2 separate regions of the Mus musculus genome follow, and region 2 is linked to region 1. A link is a contact called in ENCODE Hi-C data. All regions are on one chromosome and are shown on one strand. Each heading gives the region's core, a stretch centred on a gene start or an enhancer-like site at or near the end of the contact. The rest is flanking DNA. Distances are from core to core; before and after follow the strand shown. Region 1 holds the start of Efcab9 (EF-hand calcium binding domain 9). Region 2 holds the start of Wfdc18 (WAP four-disulfide core domain 18).

Region 1 (7,522 bases), core at 2,822-5,321:
AGCCTCACACTAATCTAGTGAATGAAGGGCTGTGCCTTCCCCCCACCCTACTTTCTGGAACAACTTAAAATAGAAATTAGTAAGATCAAGCTGGGCATGGTGGCGCATGCCTTTAATCCCAGCATTTGGGAGGCAGAGGCAGGCGGATTTCTGAGTTTGAGGCCAGCCTGGTCTACAAAGTGAGTTCCAGGACAGCCAGAACTACACAGAGAAACCCTGCCTCAAAACAAAACAAAACAAAACAAAAAACCAAAAAACCACCACCAACAACAACAACAACAAAAAAAAACACCACCACCACCAAAAAAGAGTAAGATCGATAAATAGTGCCTTTGATGTGTTTATCTCAATGAAAGAGTCTAAGTTTGCAGTTTTATTACAGCCTTTCAGTGTCTTTGAGATGCTGACCACTTTTTTGTGTTATTGGATTTGGCAGGAGTGGAAGGGGAGCGATATTTTGTTTGAGACAGGGTTACTCTATGTAGTCCTGGCTGTCCTGTTACTTGAGGCTGGCCTCACAGAACTCCTCCTGCCCCTGCCTCCCTAATGCTGGGAATTAAAGGTCAAATTGGGGCCCTACAGCATCTTCCTACCATTCTGTTCTTTCCTTGGCCATTAAAAAACAATAAATTTCCTGTCTTTTTGCATCTAGGAATTTTATTGTTTATTTCTGTGTGAGTGTGTGTGTTTTTTCCAGTGTATGGGTTCACATGTTGAGGTCTGAGGACCACTTACAGAAATTGGTTCATTCCTGCCACCATGTGGGTCCTCAGGATTAACTCAGAATTATTAACTCAGACCTCCAGGCTCTGCTGAGCCACCTCACTTTTTAAACATGTTATCTTTGTGTACTATTGATGTGATCTGGGCTGCTTTTATGTTTATATGAGTATGGTGTTTCCCTGCTACTGAGGGTTGAGCCCAGGTTCTTGTACAGAGGAAACATGCTCTGTGATGGAACTACACCCCCAAGGTGAGCCAAAGTTTTTAACTTAAAAAAGTTTTTCCCCTCGCCTGGCGATGGTGGCGTATGCCTTTGATCCCAGCACTTGGGAGGCAGAGGCAGGCAGATTTCTGAGTTCAAGGCCAGCCTGGTCTACAAAGTGAATTCCAGGACAACCAGGGCTATACAGAGAAACCCTGTCTCGAACACCCCCCCCCCCCAAAAAAAAATCAACTTAAAGTGCTGGAGTGATGTCTCCTCAATGGTTGCTCTTCCAGAGGAAGATTCAATTCCCAGTACCCAGGTGGCAGTGCAAGGTCATCTGTCACTCCAGTTTCATGTGACCTGAAGCCCTCTTCTGACCTTCCAAGGCACTGCATGAGGGTAGTGCACAGAAATACATGCAAGCAAAAACACTTAAGGGGGGAAAATTCAATTTAGGGCAGGCATGGTGGCACATATCTTTGATCCCAGCATTCAGGAACCAGAGGCAAGTGACTCTCTGAGTTCAAGGCCAACCTGCCCTATATATCAACTTCCAGACCAGCCAGAGTTACATAGTGAAAGCCTGTCTCAAAAGAACACGAATCAAGTTCTTTGAGGTTTCATTTCTATCAGCAGGAATGTTCTCCCTTAAGATTCTCTGTTAGGGAGTTTTGCCAGGACTGGGTTGTCCCACAGTCAGGATAGAGAAACATCTCCATTGCCTCTCCAGGCAACTCCCATACCCTCTCCTTTCAAATTTATCTTTCCAGCGCTGGAGATTAATGCCAGACCCTTGCTCATGCTAGGCAAGTGCTCAGCCACGAACCACACAGTGGCTTGTGCTTAGCTTCTTTTAACTCAACACATTTCTGATATTCATCATGTTGAATGAATCCATGGCTCGCCCATATTCTACATTAATACACTGTCCATCAACCATTGAGGGACAGACAGCTGGGTTTGGGATTTATCCATTTGGTTATTATGAATAAAGCTGACATATGGAAATGATGGAGTTGAGGACATCTGACCTCAAAATTCGTCACTTTCTTGCCCTTCATTCAATGGGTCCCCATCTCCTTCCTCTATCTGAGCAAAGGCACAGAGATGCTAAGAATCAACTGAAATCCTTTCTGACCTCCTGCCACACTTTCCTACAGATGACTTTCCATTCTTCACCAAGCCTAAGGCCAAAGGATCTGTCTCACAAGACTACTTCACTCTTGGCACACACAAGTCATAAGTTCAGGGTGTTGTCTGGTGTTTTAACCAATCAGTAATAACATCAGAGGGCCCCATGATTTATAAGGTTAGATAGAACAGTGTGTATGCACACATCTATGTGTACATCTATGTGCATATGTATGCATACAGATAACCATATACAAAAGGAGTGTTGTGAGCTGGAGAAGGCCCACAGCCATGGTGCACACACCTGTGTATATACACTTTCACACCATAACCAATAAAGTTTTAAAACACAAAGTATAAGAAAAAGAAACCTACAAGTTTGAGAGATGAAATGGCTTATGAAGCATAATGGGTCCTGATTGAAATAGTCAGTCAGCTCTTTAGATGTCGGTCTCCCCCCCCCCATTTTTGTTGTTGTTCTCTCTCTCTCTCTCTTTTTTTTTTTTTTTTTTTTTTTTTTTTTTGCTTTTTCGAGACAGGGTTTCTCTGTATAGCCCTGGCTGTCCTGGAACTCACTTTGTAGACCAGGCTGGCTTCGAACTCAGAAATCCACCTGCCTCTGCCTCCTGAGTGCTGGGATTAAAGGCGTGAGCCACCACCACCTGGCTTGTTGTTGTTGCTTTCAAGAACAGGATTCTCTGTGTAGGATTCAAGAACAGGATTCCTGGCTGTCCCTGGAAATCAATTTGTAGGTTGGCCTTGAACTCACAAGGATCCTCCTGCCTCTGCTTCCTGAGTGCTGGGATTAAAGGCATATTCTATCATGCCAGTGCTCTTCAGAATTCTCAGAAACAGTTATGGACACTGAATGCTGATGTGGTTTTTAGGGTGTTAGAGATGACTACCTGCCGTGTGGGGTGATAACGGTGAAGACTCATGCTTTTTAGAATATGCACTCAAACATATGCCCAGAGGCTGTTTTGTTTGAAACTTGCTTCCAAATGACCCAGGAACCCTGATGGGTGGAATGAATGTCCATGAGCAGGGACTGTTCTGAACCGGTCACTGTTGACCTGAGTGACTGATGTACAAGAAGCTTGAGCTCCTAACCAGTTTGCCTCTGGACAGGCCTGAAACCATCCACTGTGAAAAAACAGAGGGAAATGCTGATATCGTTACGCAGGCATTCTGCATTGACTTCTGGCTCACTACACTTTGGCCTTTTGAAAATTCTTTCTTGAGGGCTGGAGAAATGGCTCAATGGTTAAGAGCACTGAATGTTCTTCAGAGCACTGACTGCTCTTCCAGAGGTCCCGAGTTTAATTTCCAGCAACCACATGGTAGTTCATAACCATCTGTAATGGGATCCCATGCCCTCTTCTGGTGTGTCTGAAGACAGCTGCAGTGTGCTCATATAAATACAATAAATAAAATCTTTTAAAAATAACATTCCTTCTCGAGCTGAGCATAGTTGCATATGCCTTTAGTCCCAGCACTGGAGAGGCAGAGGCAAGCGAATCTCTGTGAGTTCAAGCCCAGCCTGGTCTACATAGTGAGTTCCAGGTGGGCCAGGATATTGATTGTGGGACAATATCTTTCTCTCCATATACATATATAATCAAATGTAGGGAATGAACATTCTGCTATATATATGGATATTATATAATTTTAACATTTATATAACATGCATTTCTTCTCTTTGGCTTTGTATTAGTATACTTGTTTCAGGATCTTTCTGTGCACGTGAGTCTCCATTTTTCTTCCTAATGAGCACACCGTTTAGCATGGCTCCCCAAGCTGCTGTGGCACTCAGCTCAAGTGCATCCTTCTTGTCTGGGCATCCTGTGATTAGAATGGCTGCTGTAGAGGAAGAGAAAAATGCCATAAGAAGTCAGGAAAGACCCACAGTGAAGCTGGAGAGTGGTGACAAGCCATTCCATTCACCCTTATTGTCCCCTCCAGTTCTGCCAGGTCATCTTGGGGACCCTGTCCAACATTCTAGTTCTGAGGCAGAATTCTCCATTCTGTATCAGGTTGCCAGAGCCTCCGGCTGAAAGCTGCCGCCATGAAACTGACTCCGGGGTGTTTTCTGTGGTACCTTTACATGGACAAAATCTACTGCTTACTGTCTTTGAGAAACGTGAAAGCCTTGATGGTGTACTTTCATCTTCTGGATGTGCACCACAGGAACACCTTGAATGGTCAGTCCCCCCACCCCACCCCTGCCCCCTACCCCCACCCACCCCACACTGAACCCAGAACCATCTCCTTAACTTTTATTTCATCTTGTGGAGGAAGCTCAGAGAGAACTGCAGAAGGAGACCGATGGCAGTTCGGTGTAGAGGATTACCTCAGGCTGTGTGTTCAGGCTGGGCTCTACCCACAGTTCCTTGGTGATTCAATGAGAATGTCATCTCCTCCTTGAGGCCCAATTTCTTCTACCCTCTCGTGTTCTCCCACCTGTCATCTCCCTCCTCCTCCGAGGGTCCTTTTCCACATTCATGTCATTTGGTTTGTTTGTTTGAGATCCACTGATTTTAACCAGATTCATCTGTGCTACTTGGGAGTTCCCCAAAATACTGCCCATCAGCTCTGTAACTGAGTCCATAAACTAACAGAAGGCCAGACTCAAACACCCTGGGTTCTTTCTGAGCCTTGGTTTAAATAAGATTTCTAGACCAATGCAACACCCAAACCCTCTGTAAAGAGTTTTGAGTCCATTCGTCAGTAACCAGGGAGAGGCTGTAGCTCAGCAGTAGACAGCTTTGACCCAGGTCCCAGTAATGAAAAGAATGGAAGAAACCTGAATGGAAGACACCTTTTCCTCACAAGTGTTGAGCCTGCTTTCCTCTGTGTGTACAGATTGGCACGGGATGGGAGACCACTCTTTCCTGGCCCAGAGAAAGGCAGTTTCAGGCACCAAGCTATCCCTCAGAAAACTGAGCCACACTGTCTCCTTAGGGCATTTGTGGAACAGAGTCTCATCTCCCTAGTAACCACACAATTCCCCGACGACACAATATCCAGAAGGTCCACACCTGCTGTCTGATCACCAAGGGTAGGGACAGTGACCTGAGCGAGAGACAGCACAGCTTTACGGTTTTGCTTCCTGGGAAAGCAGCTTTAGGCATTGGGGATTTGGGTGTCCAGAGTCATCTTACTGCAAAACAGCACTGATTCCATAGGTACAAGTTCCCCCAGGACATGTCTCCAGGAGCACCCTGGCACCTGTGTGTATACAGTATGTTGCTCTGAGTGTTCACACCTGGTGGACCACACAGGACATTGTGACCATAGACTCACTGTGCCCCTGCCTGCTTCCAACTGAGATTCCAAATGACAGAGATGACATTTGTGTCTTACATACTCAGCAGAGCCCAGAGGTAGCTTTTGGTTATTTTGTTGTTGTTGTTGTTTTGCTTTGTTTTGTTTTTATGTGCATGTTTGGCCGCATGTATGTCTGTATACCACTTTTATGCCTTGTACCCATGGAGGCCAGAAAAGGGTAGGGTCTGACTCTATAAGCCATTAGAGTTGGGCTTGCGCCAATGGCAATCCTTCTGCCTCAGCCTTCTGGGTGCTGAGATTTTTTGGCAGGAGCCACTGCACCCAGGTCTCCAGATAACCTTGATAATGAAGATTCGAGGGGAAGATGGGCGGGATAGCCACATGGTTGAGACCAGCTGAGTCTTCACTTAGTGAGCTCCAGGTCAGCTGTCAATAAGATTCTGTATCAACTACAAAACTAAAGGATAGAGGAGAAACCACACAGAAAGTCACACTTGAAAATCCCAAAGCCAGGCAGTAGTGGTGCACGCCTTTAGTTCCAGCACTTGGGAGGCAGAGGCAGGCAAATTTCTGAGTTCGAGGCCAGCATGGTCTACAGAGTGAGTTCCAGGACAGCCGGGGCTACACAGAGAAACCCTGTCTCAAAAAACAAACAAACAAAAACAAAAAACAAAAAACAAACAAACAAACAAAAACACAAAAAAAAAAACAAAACAAAAAAACCCAACAAAAAAAAAGCAAAAACAAATGAAAAGAAAGGAAAAGTCCTGTTCTGAAAGTTACAGTTCTTTCCTCGGCTATGTATCTGGTTGAGTATGTGTTAACTAATAATGCACAAAAGAGGCAGCTTTATTTTAGTAGTGTACAGTCCACTAGGCTGACTCTCTGCCACTGAGACCCACAGACCAACAGCAGCAGCTACATCACACCAGAGCTCAGAGCAGCGTGGACTCTGTCCCATGTTATACCTCCTGAAGCAGGAACTGTAGCTTGACAAGTCCCTTAAGCAGGTTGATGGGCTTACAATGGGGTGTGCTACAGCCATCCTCATCAGGTTCTCAGGGCTTGCTTAAAGCACAGGAAGGCTCCCTCCCTCCATGGCCAGAAGCCTTTGCTCTGAGGAAGCACAAACACTCTAGGGACTCATTTCTGACTTTCCCATTCTGATTAAAAGAACCATGGGGAAAGACTGAGGTAAACATTAGCATCTTTAAAACTTATTTTGTGTCCCTGTCTGTATGTGCAGGATGTGTGTGGATGTGTGTGTGCATGGGAAGGTCAGAGGACAACTTTGGGGAGTTCATTTTTTCCTTTACACTTTTGTGAGGGTTCTGAGAATCAAACTCTGGTCTCCAGGCTTGCATGACAAGTGTCTTTCCTGGCAGAGCCATCTCTCCATCCCCAAATGTCAACGTCTTTAGCAGAGTAAGAATGAAGCCTTCTCTCCTCTAGCAAAGAGCTCTCTGTCACTCATCAGCACCTTGCCTGTCATGGGTGACTGAGCACTGACCAGCCCTATGCTGTCTGGGCATGTAAGTCAACTGTCACACAGCTTCCAGACCTTGGCACACTTCTTTTCCACAGCAAAGGCAACTTAAGGCTTGTGGAGTTGTGGAAGGTTCAACATAAAGCCCGAAACAAACCATTGTCATGCTTCCTGGCAGCGAACTCTGCACAACTGCTGTCTTCTGTGGCTCCTGCTTTAGTATTTTAGGACTGTTCTAAAGCATCCGTCTCGTTCTCCTCTCCTTCCCCAGATGTGCTCTTCTTTCATTTCCTCCAGCACGTGACTAACCTGAACAAGTCACAGATCGGGATGATATTTGACCTCCTGGACTGGACAGCTGTAGGAGAGATTGGTTTTGACCAGTTCTATGTGTTGATTTGCATACTGCTGGCACATCAGGTGAGTACCACGGCAGGCCTAGGGCAGGTGAGAGGGGGCTGAGCTGTTGGCTTCCCTGGTAAAGGAGATACTGAGGGGAAAGCACAGTGGGACACCTTCTTACCACTACATGGTGAAGTGGAAGGAACACCACGGGAAATTCCGTTTTGGTTCCTGGACACTCCAGCACCTTCCCAGCTTCTCTTTACAGTGGCCACTCATCTTCAGCCCTCCGTCCTGTCTCACCTTGTAAGGAAAACATTGCCCCTGCCCACCTTTCTTGGCCTGCC
Region 2 (7,522 bases), core at 2,091-4,590, about 51 Mb before region 1:
CTAGGAAAGATAGCAGACACTAAAAGTTTCCTGGTGAGATTCTACCCTGGAAAGTAGGGTTGCTTTCTCTTTTCTTTTTTCTTTTTATCACTGATCCTTTACACAAATCCTCCATAAGCCCTAAACAACGCTGAGAGAACCAGACAATCAAACCTGGACGGGACTTGCATGCCATCCAGTAAGGTCAGGGGAAGGCCTAAGCACCCCAGACACTAGTGCTGAACTGGTGAAACTGGCCCCAAATTGCTAAAGATATTTTAGTTAAGTTCTAATTCCCAATGCACACAGGAACTGGTGTTTCTAATTCATGCTTCTTAAAAGTTTGAAAAATTATTTTAAGTAGATGTATTGTGTTGGGGTGGTAAAAGGTGCACATGGGGGCAGGTGACTCAGGAGGTTACAGGTATCAGATCCTCCTGGAGCTGGGGTTAAGGGAAGTTCTAAGCCATCCGATATGGATGCTAGGAACTGAACTCAGGTCGTCTGGAAGAGCAGCATGAAGTATTAACCCCTGATCCAACTCTCCAGGCTCTTACTTTATGCTCAAAAGAGCGCACAGGTCTAGTTCCCTAGCCTCTTAACTCAAGCTAAAAAGAACCAATACCCCAAAGGTCATTATTGTACTCCTGATTTAGCTATCTAATCCTTCAGGATGTTGTATTGCCTCAGAATATAGAGTTACCGGGCCCTTCCTGCTGCTCCTGCGTCATAACCTAGTAAATAAATGCAGCTCCAGCAGGCCTGCTCTGTGAAACATGCTCAGTTCATTTTGATTGCTTGATAAGACTTACTTCTGCCCCCAGAATATATTCTCGTGGCCTCTGTCTTGTCTGTAAATACAGACATGGCAGGGGAAGAGGAATTACTTGGGAGGACCTTGTCTACAATGTACTGAGATTCTAAGGGCTCTGTCTGTGTTTATGGACCCTCTGGAGGCTGCAGGGATGGCTCTTGTGAATAAAATAGTCAATATGATACACAAATAAGAACTCTTCAACAGGAAGGATGCTAAGGATAGTTTATTTTAGACACAAACACGTTAGGAAGCTGTCACCACAGTATAGATCTTCCTCTTCCAAGGATGCAATTCTAGGTCTAAGGAGGAGCCAAGCATGGGGTCTGTAGGTTCAAAAAAATCTTCTGGGGCTAGCCATCAGTCCTGCTTATAAAGATCCATCTTCCACATGGCTGTAAGACATTTACAATATAGATTTGATCATGACAGTTCCTCGGTTTATAAACCTTGAGTTGTTCAGCCCTCACTTTCAGCTGGCTAGTTCATTGCTGATTGGATGTAGGCTTCTTGTAGAGTCTCCCACCTAGACACCAGAGCTTTCTGTTTTAATCATGCTCCAAATGTTCAAGGAGGCCCACATTTCTCCCACCGTCTGATCCTGCCTCCCTTGTCTGCTAGGCTTTGCGTGTCCTAACTTCAGCTTCTCCTAGTTGAACTCCACTCTGAATTCTTCCCAGGCAAAGCTAGTCACCACTGTTAGAACTTACTAGAAAGTTGTGCAGAGTTCACACTGACACACAAACTGTTTCCACAGTCTAGTTATATTGACCTTTGAATCTCCATTGTAACACATGCCTGCCTGACTTGAAGGTGTTCAGTAAATAAGTGTTGCCATTAATCTCATTGACTTCTCCCTCCCAAGAACACTTGTTTTCCTCAGAGAGTCAACCCTCTTTGGCTGGGGTGGAAAAGAGTGAGGAGTCCCAGTTTATGACCATGTGGATCTAAGTTGTGGTGGCTTGTGTCACTTTAGTCATGGTGGAACCGTCTTTGCAGTGTAGAGGATACAGATCATGTAACCTGGTGTCCTCCTTCCTTCTTCTTCCAGTTCCTTTCTCTTGCACACATCCAGACTCTTGTGTGCAGCTAGTGGACAAAGACCATGGGGCTGTCCAAGGAAAGTCCCCTGGAAACTGACCCAGTCCCTTGGACATACCATGACAGGATGTTGTAGTACGGAAAATAATGGCCCTTGTAGCTTTATATATTTGAATAATAGGTTCACAGGTTTTGGCACTTTGGAAATATATGTTGGGAGGTATGGATTTGTTGGAGGAATTGTATCTCAGGGCACAGGCTGGGAGGTTTCAGAGACTCACATCCTTCCCAGTTATCTCACTCTCTTCCTCAGGATTGCTTCTGAAGATGTAAGCCTGCCATCAATGCTCCAGTCCCGTGCATACCTGTCTGCTGCCCTGCTTTCCACCATGAAAGTCATGGACTCACTCTCTGAAATTGTAAACCCCCAATAAATCTTCTTTTATAAGTTTCCTAGGACATTGTGCCTCATCACAACAATAGAAAAGTAAGAAGTAGGACTATACTCACTTAAAAGACAGGAGGTTTGCAGGCATGACCACAGCCATTGCTGCAGCACTTCATGTTGCCAGAGCACGATCCATCTCCTGTGCATCGTTCATCACAAGTTCCAAAACTGCGTGGGGGCGGCTTAGGACAAGCGCCAGGTTTTTCTAATTTTGAAACATACAATGGTGTTTATAGAGCCTGACACAGTCAGAAAGGCAAGGTTGAGAATTGATGCTGGATATCTGAAGGCTCATCACCTGCAGGAGACTGGCATACTCTGTACCCTCCTCTGCACCACAGGGCACTTCCCTCAGCTTCACCAGCTCCTGTCCCACACTTAAGCCCAGCTGTTGATTCCTGCCCTTGGGAGAGTGTTCTGCCCTTCCACAGCCTATGCAGTCTCAGTAGAAAGAAACTTCCCTCATCACAGCGCCTTCTTTACACCTTAGAAGATTCCATAAAATCTCTAGTGACAGTCACACATCTCTCATCACTGCAGACCCATGGTTGATCACTCAGCATGTACTTTCACAAGTCTCAAATGCAAGGCACATCTCCAAACTAGGGCAGGTGCCCTGATCTCTGTGCCAGCTTCTGTCAGATAGATTTTCCTCTGTCTGCCTGTCCGTCTGTCTGTCTGTGTCTGTGTCTGTGTCTGTCTCTCTCTTTCTCCAAGAAATGTAGAGAAGTCACTATTATAGCCCCAAAGGAGCAAATTTGATTCAGTGTGTACATGGCTCTCCCCCTGTGTTAGCTCATCCCCAGGTCCTAGTGGGTTTTGAGCCCTCTGTTTTCAGCTTGGATCCCCTTAACACACTTACCTTTGGGGTTAGACAGAGCCCAGGCAGTAGTCATTGTCATGAAAATCAAAGCTACCAGAACAAAGACTGTGGCTGTCTTCATGTTGGCTCTGACTGGGTTGAACTCACGAAGCAATTTATACCCTCAGTAAATGTAGAAGCATGGGTGTGGGAGGAGGCAGTCAATCAGGAAATATAGAAAAAACAGCTTTCCAGTGGCGTATGCTGAGAACTTGACTCTTTTTATATTTCATATCTGACTTGTCTCTAGTTACAATTAGAGTATTGTTCCTAGGTTGGTTCAAATAATAACCAGGAAAAAGTCAGGAACACAGTTTAGCATTGTGTCCCTCTTTACATCACTGCTTGGCTCTTGGATGAGCGATGATCTCATATTCATACAAGGAAGTATTTAGTTCTGTGTATACCAGCATCTTGGAATATGAGCTGAAGCAGAGACTCTCAGTGAGGAGTGTCAGGGCGTACCTGAAGCTTCCTGGACATCCAGTTACATAAAGAGAGAGATGGTGATTTTATCCTTTGGGGCTTTATAGATGATACCTAAACACTGTGGAATATGGACCCCTCTTATGTGCAGAATAGGTAATGAAGTCACTCCCGGAAGAGATGGATACTCAGAGACTTCAAACTGATTGGGGTCGGTTGAAAATAAAGAGTCAGGTTCCAGTATGATGGCTGGTTCTTTGACCAGTGCTTTTCTGTAAGTCAGGTCTTCATACAGAAGGCTACATACTTGAGCAGTGGAAGGATGAGAGCCATAGGAGAGCATGCAGAATCTCTTGTCCCCAGCAGAGAGCTTGCCTACTTTGCTCTCCAGACTATAGACTCAGAGACAGAGCTGTAGTTGCACAGTCCAAGAGCTGTGGGAATGCCCTACACACCATGGGCTGACTTTGGAATGTCTTCTTTCTGTATGGTTCCTTCTCAGAGGTTGAGGGGGTTTGTTTGGTTACATGCTTTGTTCCATGTGTGTCCAGTCCTTCCATCATGTTGAGGAGACATTCCTGGGTATCTGTAACTTTCCCCTTCTGTTGTGTGGATGTCATGTCAAAACATAGGCAAACAAAACAAAACCCCTTCTATTTGTTTTTAATGCCATGTTTTTGGAATAACCATAAACTCACAACAGCAGTGTTGTGGGGTTTTGATTGTTGTTTGCTTGCTTGCTTGTTTTTTGTTTTTTTTGGCTTTTGTTGTTTGTTTTTTGTTTGTTGTGACAGAGTTTTTCTCTATTGCCCTGGATTTCCTGGAACTGGCTCTGTAGACCAGGCTTGCCTCAACCATAGAGATCCACCTGCCTGTGCCTCACTAGCTCTGGGATTAAAGGTATACACAATTACCAATTAGCTTAAGACACAGCAGTCGTAAGGAAACAACTGGTCAGACAGTTTTGCTTTCTTTGGCAACTTTGGCCAAGAAAACACAGCTTTTTCTATTTCAACCCTAATTATTACTGCTAACTCTTGGATCACATACTACATAACAAACTGTAAATGTGTCTCTCTGTGTTGTGTGTGTGTGTGTGTGTGTGTGTGTGTGTGTGTGTGTGTGTGCTACAAAAAGGGCTGTAAAAGACTAACAGGCCACAGAAGCATTCAAGAAGTTTCAGAGTCCTGAGAAGCAGAGATACAGAGAAATGTAAGAAGAATCTAGATTGATGATCTAATGAACCAGAGTTTAGTGGAGAAGCTGGAGAAACTGTGATGGCTGCAAGTGAGGCTACTTCATGTCATCATCTTGAAAGCAAAGCTGTCCAGTTGTTGAGTTAAACTGCAGAAGCAAAGAGCAGAACCAGGCCTGGATGAAGGAACTGGAGGACAGATGGATGGCAGGTCCAGATGCGTGAGCAAGAATAAAGACAGACAATGAGGCTACACAGAAGGTGACATAGATCATCACAAACAATGTCAGCTATGAGAGACAGAGGAACAGTGTTGTGATAGAGACAGATATGGGACACCTTAGGCTTGTAGATGAAGTGGAGAGATCAAGAAAATATAACAGATGCTAAACATGTCCTGGAGAGATTCTCCTCTGAACAGAGGGCTTGCCTTTTCATCGCTGATCCTCTGCAGCATCCTTCATGAACCCCAACAATTCAGAGAGAAGCAGCAGTCAAGCCTGGACATGGCTTGCACCCCATCCAGTAAAGCCAGGGGATGAAGAAAACCACCTCACAGATCTCAATACTGCTCTTGTAGGATAGGAATGGGCCCAAAATCCCTGGTAGCATTTCAGGTGAGTTCTATCTTCCAATAGACAGGAAGTCAGATTTTTAAATGTACCACTCTCAAATGTTTAAACATTATTTTAAATCATGTTCATGTGTAGTGAGGTGTGTTGGTATACCTGCACTGGATGCAGGAGTCTGAGGAGACCAAAGGTGTTAAATCCCACCTGGATCTGGAGTAACAGTAAGTTCTGGACACCTCTCGGGGACTCTTGGAACTGTGCTGAGGTTCTCTGGAAGAGCAGTATGTGCTATTACCACTGATACAGCTCTCCAGCCTCCTAACTCCTGCTAAGAAGAACCCATACCCCAGAGGTCATGCTTGTGCCTAGGAGTTTGATATCCACTGCTGCAGGATGTTGTATTGCTTTACAATAGAGAGTTCCTTAGCCCCTCCTGCTTGTCCTGTATTATCATCCATTAAATAAATGCAGTTCCAGCAGGTCTGCTCTATGAGCCATAATCAGTTCATTTTGTTTGCTTGACTAGACTTATGTTTGAGAATGCCCCCAGAAAACATTCTTATGTCCTCTGCCTTGTTTCTACATATGAACAAGGTAGGGGGAGAGGAATTAACTTGGAGGACCTTGTCGTGGGACTGCTCGGATCCTGAGGCCCAGTGTTCAAGGGAGGCTGCAGGGATGGCGCCGCTGATTAGAAGAGTCAATGGGATGGGAAAATAAGAACTGTACAACAAGAAGAATGCTAAGGGTAGTTTATTTTGGACACAGACATATTAGGGCATTGTCACCACAATATAGATCTTCCTTGTCCAAGAATGCAATTCTAGGGCTAGGAAGTAGCCAAGCACAGGCTCTGTGAATTCAGAAGAAATCTTCTGGGGCTGGCCATCATTCATGTTTATGAAGATTGAATCCATCTTCCACATGGCTGTCAACCATCTACAATGCAGATTTGATTATGCCATTTCCTTTGCTAAGAAACCTCTAGTTGTTCAGCCCTTACTCTCTGCTTGGCAGCTCAATGCTGATTGGATGTGGGCTTGTTTTAGAATGTCCAACCGAGATACCACATTTAACTGGAACAATAAATCCCCGAACTCTCAACTAGGGCTTACAGTATCCCCATTGTCTGAACCTGACTCCCTTGTCTGGGGGACTTTGAGTGTTCTAATTATTGATCTCCACTCTGACATCTTCCCTGACAAAGCTAGTAACCACTCTTAGAACTTACTAGAAACTGGTGCAAAGTTCACGCTGACATACATTTCTACAGTCTAGTTACATTGGCCTTTGAATCGCCATTGTAACACATGCCTGCCTGACTTGAAGGTGTTCAGTAAATGAGTGTTGCCATTAACCTCATTGTCTTCTCCCTACCAGGGACACTTGTTTTCCTGAGAGTGTCAACCCTTTTTGGCTGGGGTGGAGAAGAGTGAGATGTCCCAGTCTATGACCATGTGGGTCTAAGTTGTGGTGGCTTGTGTCAGTTTAGTCATGGTGGAAATGTCTTTGCAGTGTAGAAGGCACAGATCATGTAACCTGGTGTCCTTCCTTCTTCTTCCAGTTCCTTTCTCTTGCACATATCCAGACTCTTGTGTGTAGCCAGTGTACAAAGGCCATGGGGCTGTCCAAGGAAAGTCCCCTGGAAACTGACTAAGTCCCTTGGACATACCTTGACAGGATGTTGTAATATGGATGATAAAGGCTCTTGTAGCCTTATATATTTGAATAATATGTTCACAGGTTTAAAACTTTGGAAATATATGTTGGGAGGTATGGATTTGTTGGAGGAATTGTATCTCAGGGGACAGGCTGGGAGCTTTCAGAGGCCCATATCCTCCCCAGTTAGCTTACTCTCTGCCTCAGGATTGCTTTTCAAAATGTAAGCCTGCAGGCAATGCTCCAGTCCCATGCATTCCTGCCTGCTATATTGTTCCCAAACACCAGGGACATGAACTTACTCTCTGAATCTGTAAGTCCCCCCCAAAACTTCCTTCTCTAAGTTCCCTTGGTCATGGTGTCCTATTACAACAATGGAAAAGTAAAACACAGGACTATACTCACTTAAAAGACAGGAGTTTTGCAGACATGACCACAGCTATTGCTACAGCACTTCATGTTGCCAGGGCAGGATCCATCTCCTGAGCATTGATCAACACAAATTCCAACACTTTCTGGTGAAGGC

Evidence for each region. Hi-C counts contacts between places; a loop is a spot of excess contacts on that map.
Region 2: a map of T-helper 1 cell shows a loop between it and region 1 (46-fold over the local background). The contact joins the promoter of Wfdc18 here to the promoter of Efcab9 in region 1. A Hi-C loop is called at or near these places in 2 of 37 maps with a recorded cell type or tissue (T-helper 1 cell and T-helper 17 cell).

The regions. Positions count from the first base shown.
Region 1 is chr11:32,524,123-32,531,644 of GRCm38, reverse strand. It overlaps Efcab9 (EF-hand calcium binding domain 9), which reads left to right and starts at 4,071. Exons shown (of 4, transcript NM_027031.3): 1 at 4,071-4,260; 2 at 7,105-7,253. The coding sequence starts at 4,125.
Region 2 is chr11:83,704,822-83,712,343 of GRCm38, reverse strand. Wfdc18 (WAP four-disulfide core domain 18) reads right to left here and starts at 3,340. Exons shown (of 3, transcript NM_007969.4): 1 at 3,145-3,340; 2 at 2,345-2,487; 3 at 984-1,188. The coding sequence starts at 3,226. The coding sequence ends at 2,345. It overlaps Wfdc17 (WAP four-disulfide core domain 17), which reads right to left. Exons shown (of 3, transcript NM_001081957.1): 2 at 7,402-7,522; 3 at 6,075-6,276. The coding sequence ends at 7,402.